Regions from separate parts of the Mus musculus genome. Here all the other regions are linked to region 3. A link is a loop called in an ENCODE intact Hi-C map of the cell type or tissue named here. Cell type or tissue: heart. All regions are shown on one strand.

Evidence for each region. A loop is a pair of places that touch in the nucleus more often than their neighbours do. Peaks named below come from ENCODE experiments on the same cell type or tissue, not always from the same donor. Only the 100,000 strongest peaks of a DNase experiment are listed, where the experiment ranks them.
Region 1: it touches region 3 in a loop (4-fold over the local background); 4 of 42 quality-filtered maps call a loop at or near these places.
Region 2: a loop joins it to region 3, with 5 times the contacts of the local background. A loop is called at or near these places in 11 of 42 quality-filtered maps.

Annotation. Positions count from the first base shown.
Region 1 is chr19:55,203,750-55,211,749 of GRCm38, forward strand. Gucy2g (guanylate cyclase 2g) reads right to left here. Exons shown (of 21, transcript NM_001081076.3): 15 at 6,463-6,640; 16 at 4,114-4,254; 17 at 2,403-2,595. Among named protein-coding and RNA genes, the nearest start is that of Mir6715, 15 kb to the left of the region's middle. In heart, a CTCF peak has its summit at 3,214 (motif pointing left); no DNase peak of the experiment used is centred here; H3K27me3 peaks cover 1,495 bases.
Region 2 is chr19:53,817,179-53,825,178 of GRCm38, forward strand. It overlaps Rbm20 (RNA binding motif protein 20), which reads left to right. Exons shown (of 14, transcript NM_001170847.1): 4 at 1-59; 5 at 745-842. It overlaps Gm16299 (a long non-coding RNA gene), which reads right to left. Exons shown (of 2, transcript XR_877919.3): 1 at 7,914-8,000; 2 at 2,074-4,904. Among named protein-coding and RNA genes, the nearest start is that of Gm16299, 4.0 kb to the right of the region's middle. In heart, CTCF peaks have their summits at 1,515 (motif pointing right), 4,222 (motif pointing left) and 7,765; DNase peaks (open chromatin) are centred at 4,463, 4,713, 6,863 and 7,953; H3K4me3 peaks cover 674 bases; H3K27ac peaks cover 6,320 bases.
Region 3 is chr19:53,764,581-53,772,580 of GRCm38, forward strand. All of the region lies in intron 1 of Rbm20 (RNA binding motif protein 20), which reads left to right. Gm30890 (a long non-coding RNA gene) reads right to left here. Exons shown (of 2, transcript XR_877920.2): 2 at 5,785-6,370. Among named protein-coding and RNA genes, the nearest start is that of Gm30943, 14 kb to the left of the region's middle. In heart, a CTCF peak has its summit at 4,061 (motif pointing right); no DNase peak of the experiment used is centred here; H3K27ac peaks cover 1,150 bases.

The sequences.
Region 1 (8,000 bases), 1.4 Mb after region 3:
GTATCGAGTAGAACCCAAAGATGATATGGAAAGGCACTATATTAGTCAGGCAGTGGGAACACTGCCCATGGCAACACTTATCTTCTGCTGACCCAAAAATTACAAAAGTCCATTACTCAACAAGTCTAACTTGGCTCAAGACCACTTTTCCTTTCCTGAGAACAACCTTCATAACTAAAAACCCGATGTGATAGCCACTCGTGCCAAGGGCCCCTGGGAGAGAGAGCTAGGAGAAAAGTTCCAGGCGACACTGTTCTAGGCAGAACAGGAGTGGAGATGAGCTCTTAAAGGCACACTGTGCCATCCTTTCTCCCTTAAAAACTTGTCATTTGTGGAGAATACTAGGGGATGCCCGCTGAGTGTCTGTCACTCAGGGACACAGCCCCACTATCTTCTAAATCTTGTCAGCCCCAAGGCATAGGTAGAGGGAGAGGGATAGGCATGGGGTTATGAGTAAGTTGTGTACAGTTGGGAACAGTTGAAGCTGCCTAGAAGGTATGTAGAGGCACACAGTACACATACTACTCCCCTATCCATGGTCTGACCCTCCCCACAAAGAAGTCTTACAACCCAGGGAACAGCATCAACAACACTACACACACAAAGTCTCGTCATCACCACTTGTCCTCTGTGGGACCTTGAAAGACACCTTGGTTCCTTGTTGAGCTAAGGCTTAAAACCCTGGAGATCTTGAAGGGATGGTAGGCGTTTTGCCTGTTGCCATGCACCAGGCCTGTCACTAGCCACAGCCCCCCATAGATTTGTGGTCATCAGGCACATAAGGGCAATGCTCCAAGCCCCTCTACAGGTAGAGGATGTAACCTGTGGTCATGTAGACTCAAGACAGGTCTCCATTTTAATGAGGTACCAAGAGGTCTGGAGGGCTTAGCTAATAAGCTTTGTGCCCACATTTCTCCCTGCCAAAGGTATTTAACATCAGGCCCACCCTGAGAAGGGAGGGGGGGACACAGTCTTACTCATCCACTTTCCACCATGACAATAAATGTCTCAAAATCATGGACTACCTCTTTTCATCAGGATCTACTGTGGGGAGCCATGGAGAAAGCTTTCACCTATAGACCCACCATCTAATCTTCCATAGAAGGCCTCTCTATGTTCCCAGCCACAACCAAGGCAAGCTCAAGCCTGCTGCTGCCATCAAGCCAAGAACTCCCACCATGGGACCACTCCTCCCTCTTTCCCCCTCCCCCAAGCCCTGGGCTAGATCCAGCCCACTCCACTCTCAGCTCTTCTGCAGCTCCCAACAGTGCCTAGGTGTCCAAGAGCCTGAGAACCAAACGGCCCCTGGCCTCATTGCAGGCCTGGGACCCCCAGACTGAGCTTCCCCACCCCCAAACCCTGGAGCAGTGTCCTGGGGCTTCCCAATGGCCTAGCACCCACCCAGTGACAGTGGTGGGTAAGGGTGGTCTAACTTCCTGCATCCTGCCTCCCCGAGCAGCTGAGCCCTGTGGCAGAGCAGACATGGGACACATAACCCTACACTCTTCCATCTCCTTCTCACTCTGGGGGACCATGTCTATATGGCCCCTTTGTGTAACACTGTACAGGCCATATCTGCTATCTCCCACTTAGCCTGGATCATACCAACAAAAATGAGATCCACAAATCTAAAGGTAGCAGCTTTGAGCTTCCCAGGATCTGAAAGACATACACTCAGTACTGGCCACTGCCTCCTTTCAAACATCTTTTCTGCGAGATTAAAATAATGGGCTGGGCGTGGTGGCGAACGCCTTTAATCCCAGCATTTGGGAGGCAGAGGCAGGTGGATTTCTAAATTCGAGGCCAGCCTGGTCTACAGAGTGAGTTCCAGGACAGCCAGGGCTACACAGAGAAACCCTGTCTCGAAAAAAACCAGAGAGAGAGAGAGAGAGAGAGAGAGAGAGAGAGAGAGAGATTAAAATAATGGGCAAAGAACGGATATTCATAGCAATGCAGTGCGAGTGTGGAGGACAGAGGAAACCTCAGTTGTCATTCCTTAGCCACTGTGCACCTTGGTGTTTGAGGCAGACTCTCTCACTGGCCTGTGAATGAAGATGCTTGGCCGTCAGATCCCAGCACTCTGCCTCACTCTGCCTCCGTGGGGCTGAGAATTTAGCACCACGAAGCCCTGCTTATTCCTACATGGATTCTGATGATCAAATTCAAGTCTTTCAGTTTGCGAGGCAATCACTTTACTGACTGAGTCATCTGCAGCCGCCACCCAGTGACTCCGGACAAGCGTGCACATTTGTGGCTAATCAAGACCCTTCCGGAGAAGATGGACAGAAATCAAGCATCGGGGTTCTGCCATGGATTGAGACGAGCTGAGAGGTGGTCTGTCCTCAGCCTGGAGACAGCAGATGGGGAGTCTGTGCATCACAGCCCAGGGCACCTCGGCTCACCTTGTATACATCATGGCTCTGTATCGTGTGGTCAAACAAGCTGTACAGGTCGTTGAGGAGCTTCACCACTTGCAGGGGGGAGCTGAGGGAACACAGCTTTGTGAACCCCACGATGTCAGAGAAGAAGATGGTGACAGACTCAAAGTGTTCCGGTTCTACAGACTTTCCGGCTATTAGCTGTTCTCCCACGAAGCTGAAATCAGAGAAAGGGTAGATGGGTCTTAACAAACTCATGCTTGTTTCCGCTTCCAAGGCTCTTGGCAGAGCCGACCCTCTGCAGCCCCTTCGGCTTTGGTGAGCTAGGTTTTTACTTATTAAATTTGCCATATAGAGGGACTTAATGACACGCATTTATTCACTTGGTGTTTTCTCTACAGAGATTTTTAAGTGGTGGCTGTAATCCGCAGGAAAGGGTGGAAATCGGGGACAGGTCACAGCCCATAGGTTGAGAACTACTGCTCTAGAAAGGTATGGGCCATTAATCTCAGCACTCAGGAGACAGAGGCAGGTGGATCTCTGTGAGTTCAAAGACAAACTTGTCAACACAGTCAGCTCCAGGGCAGCCATGGTTACATATTGAGACCCTATCTCAAAATAAAGAAAATAAATAAATATTCCCCTCTTCCACTCTTCTGGTGACATGCAAATGCACAAACATTTCAAAAGTAAATGCTTCCATCTGGAGGTCAGAGGATGCATAGGTGGAAAGAGAAACAACGTTGAAGCTTTTTTTTTTTTTTTTTTTAGTTGATGCCACAGGCACATTCTGAGCTAGACAAAGGAGACATGAAGCTAGCCTGCCATCTAGTGGCTATATCCTGTTACTGCATTCACCACTTTCCACATAAACCACACTTGAATTTTCTGTGGTTTGTTTGCCTGTGTTTTCATTAATAAGGTGAATCGACTTGCCAACTTTTGCACATACATACGTACATACACACATACATACATATACATACATACGTACGCATATGCATATATATGTATGTATATATATATATATATATATATATATATATATCCCTTCCTCAGTCCCTCCCTCCATCTCTCTCCCCCTCCCCCCCCCCTTCTCTCCCTGCTTGGCCCCCTTTTACAAAGCTTGATATCCTCTTAGAAAAAGAACAATGGAAATATGTTGCGTTAATTTTTTTTATATAAACCCATTGCACATTATCGCGGGTTACAATGTGCATTGCTATTGATATGCGGGTGAGGGCAGGCAAAGATAAGGCTAGAAGCCTCTGATTGGGCAGTGGGAAAAGAAGGCGGGCTGAGAGTTTTAGAGATGAGACAGAGAGGGACAGAAGAACAGAGAAGATCACAGGTAGCTATGAATGTCATAGGAAAGATGGATTAATATACAGGACAATTTGTCCAGTCTAGGTTGGCTCTCAGTTCATTGTGTGGGCATTTCGTGGGTTGAGAATTTACTGATATAAATCTGACTGATAAATTACAAGCCTCTAGAGTTTTACTGGGTTACAGGGATTTATGACAGCTAGCCACAGTGGTTGGATGACAGAAAACTGTGCAAACTGCGGGAATGAACCGCGGGAATGGAGCCGGAGAGTAGCAGGCGATAGCAAGGATTGCTTATTTTTTAATTATTACACACAACAGAAATATTTTTCCTGCTCAGAGACACTAAGACAGGGCAGCTTATCATCCTCGGGTTGTTTTTGGCCTGCCCAACACTGCTCCTAAATACCTTGGCAACATGGTAGACAGGAGTTTCTCCACCTTTCTTTTCTCTGCCACCAACTCGCGGGTCCGCTCCTCTACCACTTCCTCCAGGTGATTGGCGTACGTTTCCAGCTTCCCCATCATGCTATCCAGGATGCTCACGTGGCTTTAAAAGAACGCACGTGTTAGCGTGCTCTCCCAGGAACCATCGGACCACAGTGAACACACAACTCCTAAATACCTATCCCACAGAGACATTTCTTGCCTTAGTTAGGGTGTGCTACTGAGGACTGCCCGTGGCAGTAGCGAGTCCCCGGCCCTGAGCTGAAGCGGCGCCCTTGGTTCCTCTGGGCCTCAGTTTACTCCTCTGAAAAATGTACCTTGTGTGCGGTTTTCTTAGGATTTCTGGGCGCGAACGTGTATAAACTGCCTAGGGGTGAGTCTGGCGGCCAGCAGACATTCAACAGTGGACTTGGATGACTCGTCTTCACTTCCCAGCATGCTCCTTGCCATGGTCACAACGAAGCCAAAAGGTACAGACTGCAAACTGGGACATTTCTCAGACTGCCCAGCATGGATCTGCGGGACTGCATTCCAGAAATGCCCCCCATGAAGTTGCTTATGCTGCTCACCTTTTAGATGAGAAGACTAAGACTCAGGTAGGAAATACGTTTGTCTTAATGTTGGGATCATATTGTCTGAGTAAAAAGTCAAGGACATATCTACCAATCCAAGATACATTATGTTAGTTGGCAAAGTATACATATATTGAAACATTATATTTTTATACCATTAGTACCGATATTTCATGTACATTAAGATAATATAAAAATCAGCAATTAAAAAACTATTGTGACCTGGAGAAGAACACAGGCTTGTTATGTTAACCATGCCAAGTTAACAATTTTCTTTTAATTTCTTAAAAGATTTATTTATTTATTTATTTATTTTATGTTTATGAGTACACTGTAGCTCTCTTCGGACATACCAGAAGAGGGCATCAGATGCCATTAGATGGTTGTGAGCCACCGCTTGGTCCTGGGTATTGAATTCAGGACCTCTGGAAGAGCAGCCAGTGCTCTTTCCCACCGAGCCATCTCTCCAGCCCCACAATACCAAGATAAATGAACAAATTAGAAGTAAACACTTTCGAGCCAGGGTTCTTTCTGCCTCCTCAAGTTAAAGTTAAACATTTAATGTGTATTAAATATTATAGCCTCCAGTTCAGGAGTAGTGACGCGCACCTTTAATGCCAGCACTGGGGAGGTAAAAGCTGCCATGAGTCTAGGTCAAGCTTGGTCTACATAGGGAGGTCCTAGGGAGTTCCAAGCCAGACAGAGCTACGTAGTAAGAATGTGTCTCAAAAAAAAAAAAAAAAAAAGGAAAAAAGAAAAAAGATACTATCATGGGGGTGGAGAGATGGCTTGGTGGTTAACAGTGCTTTCTACTTGGTTGCCAGCATCCAAAAAGGCAGCTTACAACTGACTGTAAGTCCAGTTCCCGGGAATCTGACACCAACTTCTGGCATCTACTGACACACATACACATAAATAACTACTGTTTTAGATGGTACTATCAGCCTGATATGTAAGATGCTGGTACTGTAAAGGGGATTTGAGAGGTAGGTTCGATAACCAACTGCAAGGTTGGGGTTAGCCCAGTGGTAAGCCCTTGCCGAACACACACGAGGCCCTGGATTTGACCCTCACTCAGCTCTGTAGAAGAAAACAATTCAGTGATAATCTGGAGTTGGTACGTGACTTTTATCATATTGTCCAACACCAAATCAGTAGTTAGGATCCTTAGAATAAGAATTTGAAAAATATACTAAGGCAGTGTCAAAATGGCCTGGGGAAAAGCCTTGACTGATGAGAGATGTCTGAATGGGCCCATGGCATTGCTAATGTCTGTTCCTCGTTCACAAAATGGACAGAACACTTGAGCACTCCACCTGAGCCAGCGTGTAGAACTTTGCATATGGTGGACTTTAAGTGGAAATATGATGACGGGAGAGAAGAGAGAGGAGGGGGGAAGATGGAGAAGAGCCACGAGAGGAGGAGAGAGAGAAGGAGGCAGGGAAGGAAAGGAATGGAACAGAAGGGAAGGGGGTGGGAGGAAGGGAAGTAGGGGGGGGGAGAAGAGTCATACAAACTGTTACAACAACATAAATGAACACTGAGTGCATCTGACTAAATAAAGGGAGCTGGTGTGAAAGGGGGTGTGCACATGATCTGGTAATTAGGTCTAGAAAAGCAAAATTATAGTCTGGGTGTGGCTGAGAGTTTTGGAGAGGGTTGAATAGGCGACATGATTTTTTTTCCAATTCCCAATGGCTACATTGGAGAAGGAATAATCTACTGCACATTTAACTTACCCTCTGGGACTGGCTTCTCGTAACGTCTTCTTGATGGAAGGGAAGATGGGCCTTAGCTCTGGAGATTCATCCCAGCACTCCCTCACTAGGGCCACAATCCTTCCATCACCTTTATCCTCCAACAGGGACGGCCGAAGCGGAACGGGTGCCCGGGGGTCTTTGATGCGGCTGATGATTTCTGAAACCCATGAGGGGTTTGGATAAGCAAGCTAGTCTGATCACTCAAGACACAACTGTCTAAATAGTGACGGCATCCTCCAGCTTAAAAGCAAAGTCAAAATAAGCAATATATTTGAATTTCAGGATGATCTAGAGGTGCACAGGTGTTCTAGATCCTTCTAGAAAAGTAAAGAGTCCAGTGGAAATGTAGACACGACCTCTGACCCATCAGTTTCCAAACTGAGGCTTTTTAAAGCAGACCCCTTCTGAGTGACCTCACAAATCTAGAGGCATGTGGTGCTGAGTCTCCAAAGTGTGCGTCATGCAACTTTGTATCCCATGCTTCATAAAAGTGGCTTTAATGAATAAAAGGCTACTGTCTCCCTGTCTGTCCAGTTTTGTAAACCTGCTTCCTTTCCCTTCCCTGTCCAGCTTCCAGCAGCATTTGTTAAGGATTTCATTCCCACCTTTTAAAAAAGAAAATATTTTGAGAGTAATGCATACATATCTTAACATAAAAATACTATGTTGCAGAATATAAATGAACAACAAATGCATGCTACTAAGCAGAGAGCGCCCTGGAAGAGTGTGTGTGTGTGTGCATGTGCGTGTCTGCATGAGCTGGCAATGAGGTCGAGAAAACCAAACTCTAGTCTGGATATGGCTGAGAGCTTTGGAGATGGTTGAGTAGGTACATGGGAACCTTGTACCTACTTGGGTACATGCTGTTTGACAGTGTGATGACAGACAGACACACAGGCACTGTTGGGTAACAGTTGCATTTAAGAAATTAAAAAAATTGCTTTAAAAAATATATGTGAATCAGGACATGAGAGAAGCTGGAAATGGGATTTGGGACAAAAGGGAAGAGTCTAATGGTGCCATGTGTATGTGACTTTGCTAAAACTAGGGCAGGAGAAAGTGGGGTGCCTCCACAGTGCCTGAAATAAGGCAAGACGACAAAAGGAGCTACTGGCAATTCTGCCACTCAGAGATACTATGTTGCCTATGGTGCAGTTACTCCTCCGAGGTCCTCTTGAGAGACTGACTCAGTTCCATGAGAAATGCTGCCTTGATGGTTAAGACGGAGAGCTATAGATGGTGATGAGGTCAAGTTGGCCATGTCATTATGAACTCATGCTTAGCTTAACAGAGATGCAGGTGCATGCCTGTATCTTATATGTCCAAGAATGGGTTATTATACACATCTACCTACCACCTACCAAAGAGAGGCTAGAAACAACAATACCCAGGTAGAAAAAGCATGTGTACTGTCCTCGTATCACTATCTAAAGAAAGAAGCCAGGGCTGCTAGAGAATGGCCTGCTTCTTGTACTGAGTAGGGGGTGTGTAGTACTGTGTAGGGGTGTGTAGTACTG
Region 2 (8,000 bases), 53 kb after region 3:
GGGGACACTGTCTGCCTCTGCTAACAGCACAGCTGTTTATAACCCCACTGGAAACGAGGGTGAGTGGAGGGGGCCCTCAGATGGCAGCTGGGAGCAGAATGCAGGCCTCAGGTTTATGTTCTACCTCGGAGACCAGTTCTCTCCTGATAGGAGCCTCCTGAGCGCATGCAGGCAGCAGGTCCCAACACCGACAAAGTTCTCTGGGGTGTTTTAGACCCTCCCTGTGCTGGTTACAGTGAGCACAAGGCACAATCATACAAACACTAAAAATTATAGCGAGAAAAAATATACAGTGTTCTTGTCCCACGTGTCTGAATCCTGTGTGTGTGTGCATGTGTGCATGCATGTGTCTGTGTGAATGTGCACAAATGCATCTGTGTGTGTGTGTGTGTGTGTGTGTGTGTGTGTGTGCATGTGTGCATGCGTGTACATGTTGAGACACGGCCTCTTGTTGGGTTGGTCCCCAGCTCATGGGTTGGGCTAGGGCGACTGACCAGTGAGCCTCAGAGGTACTCCTATCCCTGACTCCCCAACACTGGAATTGCAAGCAAGTGCTACCACACCTGCTACTTCCTGTGAGTTCTCCAGACTGAATTCAGGTCCTCAGGCTTGCAAGGCAAGCATCGACCAGTCAGTCAAGCCACCTCCCCAAGTCATGAATTTTGAAGGTCAGGTTTGTGACTAGGTTGTTCTTCTTTTTCTTCTTGTTTTTTTTTTTTTAACCTGTTATTGTTCATCATTCAGATTATACCTCAAATCTTGGAACATCATATGCAGCCATTCCAACGAGGGCCTTTGCTCAGTCAAACCCCGTGTTTCCTTCAGCTTCCTCTGGGACAAGTGTGAGTACGAAAGCTTTTGCCTCCGTTTTCCTCATTGTCCCCAAAGTGTTCACATCATCTACACCTCTGCCGAGAGATGGATGCAGAGAAGGTTGGGTTGAAGCTGGGCCGTTGGGTCGTTCAAATAGTATCCCTAGACAGAGGCCAGGGGGTGCTTTATCTATCTTACTAGGACTGAAATACAGAAGAGATGCTCAGTGTTCCTTTACTACTGTCTGTCTGTTGCGAGAGGTCTCTCTGTGTGACCCCGCTTGGCCTGGTACTTACTGTGTAATCTAAGTTGGCCTCAACCTCATGTCAGTTCTGCCTGAGCCTCCCGAATGCTGGAATTATACCATGATAAGTGTTGAGCTTTCTGCAATAAGATCCTAAAATCAAAGATACTTACTATCTAGCATTTCACAGTGCTGGAGTGGGGGAGCCACATGCTGTTATATTTTTAAAGTTCTTAATTAAAAAAAGTATTGCTTTGTGTGGTCGTGCACACCTTTAATCCTAGCATTTGGGACCCTACAGCAGGCCTGTCCCTATGAGTGCAAAGCTAGCCTGATCTACACAGTGAGCTCCAAGTCAGCTAGAGCTGCACAGTGAAACCCTGTCTTAGCATGTCCTATCTCAAACTCTTTATGTATATGTCTGTCTGTGCCAGTGTAAGACATGTGCGTGAGAAGCGCCCACAGAGGCCAGCAGGAGGCATCAGGTGAGCTGCCTGCTATCAGTGCTGGGAACCAAACCCAGGTCCTCTGGAAGAGCCAGAAGTGCTCTTAGCCACGGGGCCATCCATCTCTTTAGCCCTTAAAATAATTTTTAATATTTTATTGCCATGGAGCCCTTTGGCTGAGAGTGTGATTCTAAAACTAGAACCAAAGAATGAAAGTGACAAGTATCCCCGGGATCCTGACTGGGTTAGTTAACTGTGTGTGAAGGGCGAGGGGTGCGGCTGGAATTATGTGTGTGTCCAGAGGCCAGCTTCTGGGAGTCAGTGCTCACCTTCTCCCTCCCTTGTTTCTGCTGCCGTGCACTCTGGGCTAGCTAGCCTGTGAGCTTCAGTCATCTCCTGTCTCTACCTCCCTTCCTGACTGAAGAGAGCTAGGAGGCAGATGCAGGCTGCCACACCAGCTTTTTGTGTGTATTCCAAGGACCAACCTTGGGTTGTCACCACAGTGTTGCTAGCTGAGACATCTCCCTGGATGTGGCACTGGGTCTCATTTTCTGTCCTTCATTCATTTTCTCTGTGATAAGCACTTTAATACTTGAAAGACCTAAGGGTTCGGCTTCCTTTTTCTGTAGTTCTGACATCCTCTCTCAGCTTCTCATGTTTTTTTTTTTTGTTATTGCCCTCACGCCTGCCATCAAAACAAATGCCCCTGGTCGAGCCCTGTCAGAGACGCCTGGTGAGCGGCTCAGCTGTGGCCTCCTTCCCCTCTCCTCTCACACGCTCTGCTGGGAAGGTCTCCACGTGCTGCCCTCTCCATGTCTGTATATCCATGGTGCTGAGTAGGAAAGAGTGCTTATCTGGAAGTTCATATTTCAGTTAAAGTTAGTTTTGTGGTTTCTACCATGTACTCTTATCTAGGCTGGGAGGAGGCTGGCCTGGGTGACAAGCAGTCTGGGGTCAGAGCCTTCACCCTGATGTCTCCTTGAGCTTTGGGTGTAAAATGAGAGCTGGTATCACTTGAGCCCCTTTGGGGGCAATTAGAAAAGGCTGTGAGAGCCACGGGCAGGGCAGTTCTGAGTTTGTCCCACACATCATTTCTGCCCTCCAGCGTTGACCACTGAGCCTGTGGCCTTGGAATCAGAGATCTAAATTCAGGTCTGAGTGCTGGAGCTGAGAGCTGTGTGGGTCACAGATGGGTCATTTGACTTCTCTAAAACCCCATTCCTTTATGGACGGACATATGGATAGTAACTTTCCACATGATGAGTTTGAGAGGTAGGAGAAATTCTAGGTTTTCAGATGAGTTGTAACCTCTTTGTACTATGCCTTACATCTTGCCATGTTACACATGGCCTCCTAGCCTGGTGCCCAGGCCAGAGGATGAGGCCATCCCACAGCTTGTGATAGACCACCGAGTGTCTATCACCTACACGGATGATGTCTGTGACAACGCTTTGCACACGGTCCTAACTAGTTACGACCCACGGAACTAACGACGGTTGTTACTGGGTAATAAATCTTTCTACCACTGTGTGCTAGCTGTGACTCTGCCCAGGCTTCTGTGCCAACGTTGTCCTTATACTGGTCTGCTTGTCGTATCTGCTTCTCTTTGGGTGACCTGAGGTTCCCATGGAGGCCCCGTACAAGCCAGGCAAACTCTAGCCATGTGATGAAGAGCAGGGGTGATGGCTCTGACATTCTGTGCTAACTCAAACGAATCTCTGAGGACCACTTCTCCTAAATGGCTAGAGGTGGGAAGCTTATACAACACTATGCTTCTACATAGACAGCTGGTAGGACATGGAGATCCCAGATGCCACAGACTATAGCTAACATGTCTGTTGTGTTTACCTTTCTACAACATATGGGCTCATTTAGTCTTCCAGACAGCCCCATACATAGGTACTATTATTACCTTATTGTATAGTTGAGAAACTGGGGCCAAGAGAGACTTGGTACCTCTCCTGAGGTAACAGTGCTGGAAAATGGAGGTGGTTTAAGGTTGAAGCAACCTGGATCTGGGAGCCCCACACCGTGCCCTAGAGCCACAGAGCTCTGCCTCCAGGTTCTCAGAGGTCTTCTCCTTACAATGACTCTTTGCCTTAGTAAATTTCTCTTCTTTCTTCCTACACTTCACCCCTAAGCTCCTCAGGAGGAGGAGGAAGAGGAGGAGAGGAGGAGGAAGAGTGAGCCAACGTTAGATGTGACAGGGACCTACCTAGCCGTGGGCAGCCATAGAACAAGGGAAAGATTCCAGGACTGCGGGACCCTCGGGTTCTTCTGCACTGAAGCACAGCTCCTAAGATGGACACAGGCATCCCGAGTGCTTCTTGCAGATCCCACGGGAGGGGAGAAGCTTCATTTGACTGGTTGTATCATTGCAAGCTTTATGACGTCATGCTGGCCACGTGAACCTCCTCGAGGATACGTGGGGGGTCAGGGACTCCCACCAGGTCCAACATTACCAGTGTGCTATTATTCAGTGGAGTTCTTCTGTCTAGTTCTGGAGACCAGTTGGCCTGTTCTGACGAGGGGAATCGAAGGCAGGCAGTTTCTCTCTCTGGGAAACCTGAAATGTAAAAATGCTGACACTAGAAGACAAGGTGAGCCTGCTGAGGAGCTGAACCTGCGGAGGAGCTGAGCTGCCATTGAAAACTATTTCACAGGCTCTGTGAAGGCTCCGGGCAGCCCCTCAGAGCAGTCATGGACTTCTGCCCCCTGCTGACAGAGACCTCCAAAGACAATGGGCTATGACGCATTTCTCTCTGAAGTCATGCCTTGGGCTTGTACCGGGGTCTTTTCTTTCTGAGTCCATTGACGCAAGTCTTTCCAGGAACATACTCTGTTGAGCAAGACCAGTAACCAAGACTCTGTCCCAGCGGGAGCACTATTGTTTGTGGACCACCACCAGCAAAAACCCATTGCTACTCTGAAAGCTCCCTTTCTACGCAGGAGGACAAAGCAACACAGGGGCTGGAGGAGGGAGAGTGCAAAACATACCCAAAGTGCCACAAAATCTAAAACTGCCACAGAAGCCGGCTGCTGCAGCAGCAGCTGGGCTAAATCTGAACTGGCCTTGGCTCCGCTTGAGTCTCTCTTTCCCATGTTTATTTTGATAGAGATGGGGCCTTGGAGAGACAGTTGCACACTATGTTTGCTAGTGGCCTGTGATTTGTGTGTCCCCAGCCCCTGTCACTCTCTCTCTTCAGGGTCTCCAGGGATGGGTGTTGCTTTTCACTTAGGCTGAGCTATTTGACAGAGCCATGGCTTCTCCTTGGCTGTCTGAGTCGTCATAAACAGAGTAATCAGGTTTCTACAAGGGCCGTCCAGACTCCTCGGGCTGTAAACTGGCTTCTCACACCCGCTGAAGACATATTTTCTCTGGGTGTAGCTGTAAGGCCATCCTGTAGGGTTCACAGTTGTAGACATCATTTTAATTTTGCTTTCTTACCAACACCCTCTATCCCAGCGCCCATAAATCAGGAAACTGAGGCTGAGGAAAGCAGTTTGCAGACGGCCACAGGCGTGGGTTGTCGCTCAGACTGCCAGCGTTTCTTGAACGTTTATCTGTCCTGTCAGCCCTTCTGAATCCATGGCTCAGAGCATGGCTGTCCCCTTACATCTCTGCGCATGAGGATCTGTGTGGCCCACACTAACTGTCGCCTTCCTGTTTCTATCCTAGCTCTGTCATTGCTCCTGTCCTCTCAGCCCAGGCCACCAGCCTGCATTTTCAAAGACTGATAGAAAAAAGACAGGAGAACTGAGTGGGCTTTATTTTCTGAATCTTCAATTTTCCTTTTAATAAATCTTCAATATTTTTTTCTTATTACAAAAGTAATATACCATGATGTAGAAAGAATTCTAACACACACACACATACACATATATATGATATATATATGCATATATATACATACATATATCCTACTTTGTAGGGAAAACTGATGGATAAAGTAATACACCATGATGTAGAAAGAATTCTAACACACACACACATATATATGATATATATATGCATATATATATATATATATATATATATATATATATATACATACATACATATATCCTACTTTGTAGAGAAAACTGATGGCAACCTAAATTTGCTACAACTTATATCTGCAGAATGTTCAACAAGAAAAGGTACTTTAAATGTCAGATCATGGTACACATTATATTTTACCATCTTTATTTTCTTCTTTAAAAAAAATCTATATTTGACTTGTTTCCCTTTTTCAGGTGTATGGGCATTTTTCTTTCCTGCACGTGTAATTGTGTACCACATGCATACCCAGTGACCACATGAGGCCAGGAAAAGTTGGATCCCCTGTAACAGCAGACAGCTGTGAGCTGCCATACTGATGCTGGGAACTGAACCAGGTTCTCTGCAGGAATGGCCTGGGCTCTGAACCACTAAGCAATTTCTTCAGCCTTGTCTTATTTTCTTTCTGAGATAGGGTCTCACTACGTAGCTTTGGCTGGCCTGGAATTCACTATATAGACCGGAAAGATCCACCTGCCTCTGCCACCTGAGTGCTGGGCTTAAAAGCCTGTGATACCACACTCAGCCAGGCCTCCAGTTTTAACATTCTATGATTCTAAAGTTTACGGTGATAAAGTAGCTCAGAACAGCAGCAACTTAATAGCCACACACAAATGCTTGGCACAGGTAGAAGTGATTTACTCTTAAGTTAAACCTAGTATGCTCGATAAACTGTTTGAGAAAATTGATACAAACACCATCTGTGTCCACCCTCTACGTTAATTCAAGATACATAGCGCTGGAGTCCACACTTGGTTCTATCTGCATGTTCTGTTCAGATTCACCATTGTGAAGAATAAACATTTGACCTCTCTCTCTCTCTCATTATGTGCCCTTAGCACACACACAACTGGCAGATTCCCAGACACTCTGCCATATGAGATGAGGACGCCCACAGACATCCAGTTGGAGCCCCAAAACTGTTTACTGAAGGTGTCTGTAGCTGCAGGAAACACTTCTAGAGACTCCTCTTACCTAAAGGCCTGCTGCCCTGAGCCACGTCCTTAGTATATTTCTGAGGTATTTGAAAAGAATCTCTTTGTGCTCAGACCCAGAGCCTGTTTCTACCTGCACCAAAGGGCACTGAAAGGTCTCAGAACCTTCAGAGACGAGTCTGTTTGCTCTTTTCACGTTTCCACCCAGCTATAAAAGACTTGTGGGTAAGCTGAGAAGTCTGGGATCCAGCCTAAGAACCATTAGGCAAAGGAGTAGCCCCAGCACGCTAGAATACACAGCCTGAGCCACTGATCCCACACGGGGCATCTGAGGTTAAGGCCTCCCCTAGCTGGGAAAGGGTGATTGTCCTTTGAGCTTGGTAATTAGGGCTTCGGTTACAGCCCTGACACCTTAGCTCTTTTAGGGATCTGACCTTGGGCTGGAAAGTCTCAAGAGCACCTGTCACATGTGTGTCTCCTAGGAGCTCAGCAGCAGAGCTTAGAGGTGGGTGTGAACTGAGCCCATCGGCACCTCACAGACAAAACTCAGGCTAGTGAGAGACAAGCATTTCCCTAAGATCCGTCTGTTTCTACTACAGAACTCCTCTTAAAAGTTTGATGCTTTTTAATATATTTCAAACTAACAAAAAAAAAAAAAAAAAAAGCCATGAGGGACTCTTGTATGGCCAGGACTTAACTATATCTTTCTCTCTGGCCATTTATCTCACACTTCTTTTCTGTGTCTCACAGTCTGTCTGTCTCTGTCTGTCTGGTGGCCATTTTCTTCCCTGAGTTATCATTTAAGAATATCTTGAAGACACCGTTCATTTCGATTTCCTAAGAATATAGATATTCTCTCATATCATTCCAGCAATATTTATCTTTTCTCAATCTAAGATCATCCTTCCATAGCAGGAGCAAGTGAGGAGACAAACGTTCATTTAGGTCGGGCATTATAGCAAAGTACATAATGTGCGGCGTGCCATTTCATCTTCTCAGTAAGTCTGTGCAGTCAATTTTATTCTCCTGGATTTATAGACAAGCAAACTCGGTCCTAGGAAAACCCAGTAAGTGGCTCACAGCGAGTTGCAGGGGTATAGATATAGGTTCTCCCACTATCTTGCTCCTGGTGCCTGGTTTCAATTAAGCATGTTCTAGGCATAAAAATATCCTCTAGAGAGGCTCTGGAAACGTGTGTCTTCAGTGCATCTGAATGTATCATCTCAGCCTTTTCTGACACCACGGCAGCTGTCACTCTTAGAGCACAGCCGTATCTGCGACACCGTGAGGAAGACATCAGCAACAGCATCATGCCAAAAAGTGAACTGGGCTGTAAACAGGAATGACTAAACAGCTGATTACAGGGAGCCTAGGGACGCGCCATTCATTCACCCGTACACTGGCCACACGGGGTGGAAAGACCCAGGTTTCCCTACCTTCGGTGGATCTTGCGCAGTTCCTGCTACCCATAATGCAGTGGTTGCCTTATCCTCAGTTTGACTTTGCGCAGTTCCTGATACCCA
Region 3 (8,000 bases):
AGATGTTTGTTGAGAGGCTGCTCCCCTGAGAAGGGTGCAGAAGGAGTCCTGCTTTCTGTGCTGAAACGATCCTTGACAGTCACAGCAAGCTAGAATCGCCCCGGGGTGAAGGATTCTTCTGCCTTGGGCGTGGGGATGAGGAGGGAGGGATGTTTGGATGGAATAAGGTCAACTACACGCCCATTAAGCTCTGCTCATCCTGTGGAGTCTTTCCTATAGGATGCACGTCCAGGGCTTCTGCTGAGTTTAGCCAGAGCTAGATCCTAGGAAGTGAGTGGGTTGTGACAAGAGAGGTATTTCCCTTCCTTGGGGTTGCATCTCTGGCAGTGACTAAACATGACACAGGGCTCTTGTCTGTTTGCTTCCTCATGTGTGTAATACATTCCCTGGAGTAAATTTCTCCTGTACTAAGAGAATCTGGCCTGCTTTCTCTTCCTTCCACTGGATCCTGGCTAATGTACCCCCTAGCCACCATGTTCCCAGGGCAGTTACTTCTGTATTCTAACTTTTTACCCACTTTGTTGTTAGGATGGATGTGCCTCTGGTTCCTCCAACAGCCAGGACCATCCCAAGGGTCATCACAACCAATTCAATGTCAAATCATCAGTGCATACTGAAAGCATAACAAAGTAAAAACAAAATTCTAGGCCTTTAGGCCCAGGCTTGGGAATGTGGTCTTTGTGAAGGTATGCTAATCATAAAACAGATAGCGACATTCCTCCCCGCACCTGCTTCCTGGGTTCAAAGACTGCTCATTCAAAGAAAGTCACCCTGACCATTGCAGGAACCCGCTATGCAAATGTGCTATTGTTAGGGGCTCTTAGAAACTGTCTTGAGAAATAACCCTCACAATTACCAGGTATTCCTCGTGACTCTTGTAACTTTGCACTTCCTTGTGACTCTTAACTGGTATTTTTGGTATTTTCCAACAACGCCCTTCCCACCTCCTTGAGTTGTGGTTTCTTCCTTTAAATACCCCCTTATCCAGCTACTCGGGGCGCCATGGTACTCTACCCCTGTGTGGTGTATGACCATGGGCCCAAGAGCGCTCTTAAATAAAAAATCCTCTTGCAGTTTGCAGCAAGACCGTTTCTTGTGGGTGATTTTGGGGTGTCGCCTCTCCTGAGTCAGAACGTGGGGGAGTCCTCACGTTGTGGGTCTTTCACATACCTTATCCCCTTTCAACATGTTCAGTGATGGACTGATGGATGAAGGATGATAATGTAACTCATCCGGAGAGCAAAGTCAGAGCTTACAACTGTCAGTGTTTACAAAGTAGCCAAGAGTTGCCAAGCCTCAACTCGGAGAGGGGTTCTGAGGGAGGGGTGTCTGGGAGCAGGAAACAAACAGCTCAAAGTCAAATCATGGTGAAGGTGGCGTCCTATGCTCTGTTTGCCACAGCTTTCCAGTCTCTGCTTTCTCTCTGTTTTACTTTCTTTCTCTCTGATCTCCTTTCTCTGGAGATCTCCAGACAGCTCTCTCTCTCTCTCTCTCTCTCTCTCTCTCTCTCTCTCTCTCTCTCTCTCTCTCTCCCTCCGTCCCTCTCTCTCTCTCTCTCTCTCTCTCTCTCTCTCTCTCTCTCTCTCTCTGTTCTGCTGGAGACAGTTCAATTCTCTGGATAGCTCATCTCTTACAGTCTTCTATTTTACATATCAATCCAGTCATTTACTCCAGGTTTCCTTTTGATTATCCTATGATTCAGCATCCGTTGACCCTTGCCCCTTAATCCTTAGGAAACAGCAAGCACACATTTTCTTTTAACATTGAAAAAAAAAATCAGAGATCTGCCTGCCTCTGTAAAGCAAAGACAATAAGCTAGCTGGGTCGGACCCTGTCCCGAAATTACTATTTCTACCACACCTGGATTTATCTAAATTGGCTTGGTCCCAGGCTGACCTTGAACTCAGGAATCTGCCTTCCTTTGAATATTATGATGGGTTTTGTATCTTTCTGACAAGTTGGCTCACAAAGCAGCTGCCTTTGTTCCTTTAGATCCATGAAACCCCTCATAATTCATATTGCATCCTTATATTTTGCATAGTTGAGAAATTATATAATTTTGAACCCATGTTTTAGAGTTCTTTCCCACAGCCTTAAGGGTTGTCCTGAAAGGTCCCAGCATTTAACCTTTTGCTGAGATATTAGCCACACCTTCACATCCAAGAACCATGCTCTCTCTGGTTATCATGGAGTCAGTAATGTTAACAGGGAGGACATTCCTTGAAGGAGGAATGTAAAATATGTACCTTATTGTATAAACAAGCTCTATAGTCCCCCCCCCCCCCCCCGCCCCGCAGCCATTGACTTACTGGTCCTGCCCCAAGGGCAGGAAACATGTCATTCTGTCCCCACTAAGGCCTTAAGGCCTTGCCTCCCTGGTAAAGAGTCACCATGGGGTAAAGTCGATTCCGCCTTGCTTTTAACTTCAGTATAAAATAGTGACAATGAGTCTTTTCTTTCTTCTTCTTTTTCTTTTGAGACAGGGTTTCTCTGTACAGCCCTGGCTGTCCTGGAACTCACTTTGTAGACCAGGCTGGCCTCGAACTCAGAAATCCGCCTGCCTCTGCCTCCCGAGTGCTGGGATTAAAGATGTGCGCAACCACCGCCCAGCTCTGATAATGAGTCTTAAGTGTGTAATCCAACATACAGGCTTTCCATCTTAAATTGGAGGGTGTGTATCAGCTCTAGGCTGCTGCATTCTGAGTTATCCCACAACTCAGTGGTTTAAAACAATGCATTATTTCTCCTGATTCCATGGGCTATAGCTTGAGTAGGTTTCACATGGCCTTGAATAGGCTCACTATTGCCATGTTGGGGAGCAGTTAGCCGGGGTGGAGGGTTGGGGGGCTGCTTATGTCGATGTCTATAGTCTTAGAAGCAGCTGAGACTGAAGGAGCCCCCTTCTCTCTTACTCTCAGAGGCTAGCCTGGGCTTGCTCCAAGACAGCATTGTATGAAGTTGGAGGGGGTTGGGGTGGTCCGCGGCTGAAGCTGAAGGCATGGACGTTAGCTTTATTTTTGTGTCTTCCTTCTCTTCTCTTCTCTTCTCTTCTCTTCTCTTCTCTTCTCTTCTCTTCTCTTCTCTCTCTCTCTCTCTCTCTCTCTCTTCTTTCTTTCTTTCTTTCTTTCTTTCTTTCTTTCTTTCTTTCTTTCTTTCTTTCTTTCTTTCTTCCTTTAACAGATCTTGCCTGAGTTTATTTGTAAGAACAGCATAGGACACTGGTCATCTGCAAATAGTGTGTGGGGAGGTGTGTCACAACAGTCCGTCTGTCTTCACACTGGCAGGAGCCTTTTCTATGGGGCCTTCACAGGGCACCTTTGGGGGTCTGGGCTGGAGTTGAAGCCTGGGCCTTAGCTGGAGCTTTGGCCCCTGCCTTGGTTTGAACCTTAGACTTCGGTTGGCAGAGCCTCTGACCCTTGGCCATGTAGCTTTGAATCCGCCTCCCAAGCTTAGGGTGAGCGATGAAAGCCAGCCACTTGAGTTTAGGGCCTTTTGGCATCTTGGGCTTGATGGCCTGAGGCTTCACCAGGGCCTTGATGGCCTCTGCGCACGCATTCACTGCCTTTGCATTGCTGGCCTGCATCTTCTCCAGGCCTTTCTTGTTGTGCTTCTTGGCAAAGTACATGTTGCCCAGGAACTCGGGGTCAACCTCCTAAGAGATTCGTATCTTTGTGACCAGGGTTTCTTGATGCCATTTCTGTGCCATTTGCGGGACTGGTTGTGTGTGGTGTGGTTCTTGGACTTGGCCGTGTCTGCACGGTAACCCGCGGCTCCTGCAGCGCCTGGGACCGGAAGAACGTGTCTTCCTTTTCAAAACCCAAGTGGGATGCAGGTCCAGATCAAAGCTGGGGAATGTAGATTCCCCTCTTATGGGAAGAGCTTCGAAGCACTTATATTTAACCTTCCAGGCAACCATTACTGTCATTACAAACATTCCCTAGAGCAGCATTCAGTACAGGTGTGTTGAAGTACCACCTCCGCCATAAATTTAAAGGGTGACTCAACTCCTGGAGGTCGAATGGACAGCTGTCTCTGCTTTACTTAATTTTTGTTTTGACCACCAGATGGAGGCATTGTTCAATGTGCCTTGCATCATTCAAGAACAGCACCAAATTCCACCCTCAAACACCCTGAAAGCCATGCAAATCCTGGGTCTCTACCTGGCTGCCTTCTTGTTTTCAGAAAGGAAGAGGCTTGTTGCTCTCTCCCAGGCGCAGCACTGCCTCTCTCCTCCCTCTGGGTGATTCTCCCATCCACCTCTTTAGGTCTTCCTCTTTAGGCCAACTGAAGATGGGCCCGTTTGGCTTCCCTAGGAAATGCCGGAGACCCTCCTCCTTTCCCGCCCACTCCTGCACGAAGTGCTTGCTGGTTCTCCTCCACATTCATTTTGAGCTGGTTTTGTTTATCTTGCACCCTGAACCCACAAGCCAGAAGAAGGGGTGGTTGCACTTCCAAACCCTGAGTGTCTCTAAAGCTCTCTCCTGCTGTGTCTGGTGGCTTGTGGGCTGGAAAAGGGACAAATGTCTCACTCAAGCTCAGACCTCCAGCTTGCAAGTCAAGCATGCCTCTTTTTCAACTTGGTAAGCAAATATTAGGCCTAGGGGAGCAGGGAGGTCTGTGATGTGAAATAGCTATCTTTTTCTCCCATCATTGTAAATAACTTAGAATAACCAAACCTCAGGATTTTTACCTTTTCTTCTAATTGCTAAGACCACTCTTTCCCACCTATATTTATGGTAACATTTGGAAAAGGAATAAATGTTGTTCCTTAAAACAAACAAACAAACAAACAAAAAAACCAAAAAATGGGGTTGAGAGATGGCTCAGTGGTTAAGAACACTTGCTGCTCTTGCTGAGGATCTGTGTTCGGTTCCCAGCACCCACATGATGTGCACAACTATCCATAAGTGCAGCTCTGGGGATCTGATGCCCTTTTCTGGACTCCGAGGGCACTAGATAAGCACGTGGGCACATAAAATAAGATATAAGTAAAATAAGGTTACCACCTTATTATGGTACCTTAAAGACACACACACACACACACATACACACACAGAGAGAGACAGAGACAGAGAGAGAATGAGAGAGAGAGAGAGAGAGAGAGGTGTCATGTGATTTTGCTACAACTATCCCACTGAGTTGGGAACAAAGATTCATTGTAATAAAGCAAGCACTATTGGGCTCACTCATGACCTGAACATTGAAATTATAGCTATTGATTTTATTACTGTGGTATAAATAACTCTACACCATGTTGTCTTTATGACCTGTGCAAGTCTTAGAAACAATAGTGTGTGCACAAAGTAAAGATATCTGATTAAGTCCTAGAGTTTAGTCTACGGTATGTTGTCAATGACAATTTCTTTGTCTCACTGATCTGATGACAGAAATTCTCTCTTACTTAGGAGCTTTCATTCTGAGGCTCCATGGATGCCTAGAACCACTGGCTAATTCTGAGCTCTCATCATGTACATTTTCCTATACATACATACACACATACATGTATATATACTTATGATAAGGTTTTACTTATTTATTATTATTATTATTATTATTATTATTATTATTATTATTATTATTATTATTTGGTATTTCAAGACAGAGTTTTCTCTGTATAGCCCTGGCTGTCCTGGAACTCACTCTGTAGACCAGGCTGGCCTCGAACTCAGAAATCCTCCTGCCTCTGCCTCCCAAGTGCTGGGATTAAAGGTGTGGGCCACCATTGCCCAGCTGATAAAGTTTTACTTAACACATAAGAGATCAATAATAAGTAGAAACAAAATGAAACAGTTATAAAATAAACTATTGAAATTGCCAGCTTCATTAGTCTTGAGTCTTGGGGCATTACTAAGTAAAACAGGCAAACAGTGTGGTAGTCCAGGAGTTGATCTGGCAGTCAAGACTACTAGGCACCTAAGGCAGGAAGTCTATACTGTGTGGAGATGCTGGGTAAAGGATGGTTCACATTGGCGCAGGGCACAGGAGGGTAGCAGGGCATTTCATCATGCCACTCAGAGGTACACATTCAGGTACAGATTCAAAACTAATACAATGTTTCCTCCTGGAGTTTCCCACTTGATGCTTTCAGACCAGAGTTGTGAGGGTTAGCATTCACTATCTTAGAATCACCTGGGAGTTGGACCTTTTGGGCATACTGTGGGGAACTTTCCTGATGGTATTAACTGAGGGAGGAAGACCCATCCTAGGTGTGGGTGGAGCCATTCTCTGGATGTGAGACCTTGGACTATAAGATAAGAAAGTAGCCTCAGCAGCAGCATTCGCTCATCTCATTGTTTCTCGGCTGATGCAGCATGGCCGGTGGCTTCGAGCCGCCTCTGCCTTCCCTTCTCCCAAGAGGCTGTTCTGTGATCTGTGAGAGAAATAAACTTCTAGTTAGGATATATTATCGCCTTAAAACAAATAGAAACTAACCCAAGAGTTGATCGGAGGTAACTAAAGAAGACCACAGAAGGTAATGCCACAGGAGGTAGAGGACCCTCTGCATAAGAGCCACCAGGAAACTGAATGTTAAGGGCAAGTCCCCTTGGTACTGTTCTGGAAAGTTCTGGAGCATCTGTATTTATTTTTGAATAGAAAGTGAGACTTCTTGAAAATGGTCTCTGACTGGCTGTGCATCAACAGGGAGAAGAGAGTTAAGTATTAGTTGAGAAGAAAAATAAACAAACAAATAAAAACCAAAAAAACCCAATTCACACAAAACATCCTTTTCCCCTGTGGTTGGTCTGTCAGCGGCCCTGGCTTCTCAGGCCGCTTCAGATCCTGCTGTCCCCCTGGGCCATGGTGGTGCAGAAACCAGTGCCTAAGGTGAAGAGGTACATGGGGGTGCCCCTTTCCCCCTGGACACAGAGCTCTTTCTGTCCCAGTGTTCAGTCCTCTGCCCTTAAGGGAGCACTTTCATCCTGGGAAGCTTCATGGGAAAGCATTTTTGTTCCTTCCTGTAGATAGGACAACTCACTCCTGGGGGTCAGGGGTCACGGGCTCGCCTGAGGCCTCCACAAAATGATAGGTGGAAGGATAGAGGGAAGGATATTATTTTTACCTTTAACCAAAACTTCATTAGCGTGTGTAATTGTTCTAAATAATAGGCTTCATTATATTTTCATTTGGAGAAGTGTGTAATGTGTGCTTTCATCATATTTACCTCCCTCAACTCCCAGCTGATGGCCGCCCTCTTCTTCTCTACACAGGACTGTTGGTTTTGTTTTTTTTTTTTTTTTTTTTTTTTTTGTTTTTGGAGACAGAGTCTCTCTGTATAGTCATGGTTGCCCTGGAACTCACTCTGTAGACCAGGCTGGCCTTGAACTCAGAAATCCGCCTGCCTCTGCCTCCCAAGTGCTGGGATTAAAGGCATGTGCCACCACTGCCTGGCTTCTTGTTGGTTCTTGAATACACCAAGAAAAGCAACTTTTGCGGGAGAAGCAGCACTCATTTTACCTTTACCTGTTTAAACTCTTTAAGCTGTAATCTCACATGCTCACATTTTCCAACCTGACCTTCTAAAACACCGCTCTGAACATTTTCAATGGTGTGCAGTGGCTGAGGCAGAGAGATGAAATGTTCCCTTGTGAGTGTTGGAGAAAGTGGAGCCAGCTTTGTTTTTCCATCAGAGAGCGGACAATGGGGAGCAGGGAATTAGTGGTTCTGAGGTCTGAAGGCATTTCCTGAGATTGATCCACCAACAGGAGACTCTGCTATGTTTTGCCAACCAAGAGCGTGAGAAGTTTTCAGCTGCAAGGCAAGTCAAAGCTGAAAAACATGAGTGTTCCTTGTGTCAGGCGGGTTGGTATTACCTGGGGGTGGGGGTGGGGACTCTGAAGGCTTAGCCAGTGGTGGTGCTTAAAACAGCAGGCACCCAGCAGCCGAAGAGTGACCACAGACAGCAAGTCTTCTGTGTGCCAAGACCATCTCTAAGAAGGAAGGTTGCCAAGGACCAGCTCACTCAGAGGCAACGTCAGGAAGGATGTGCTAGGCTTGGTTAG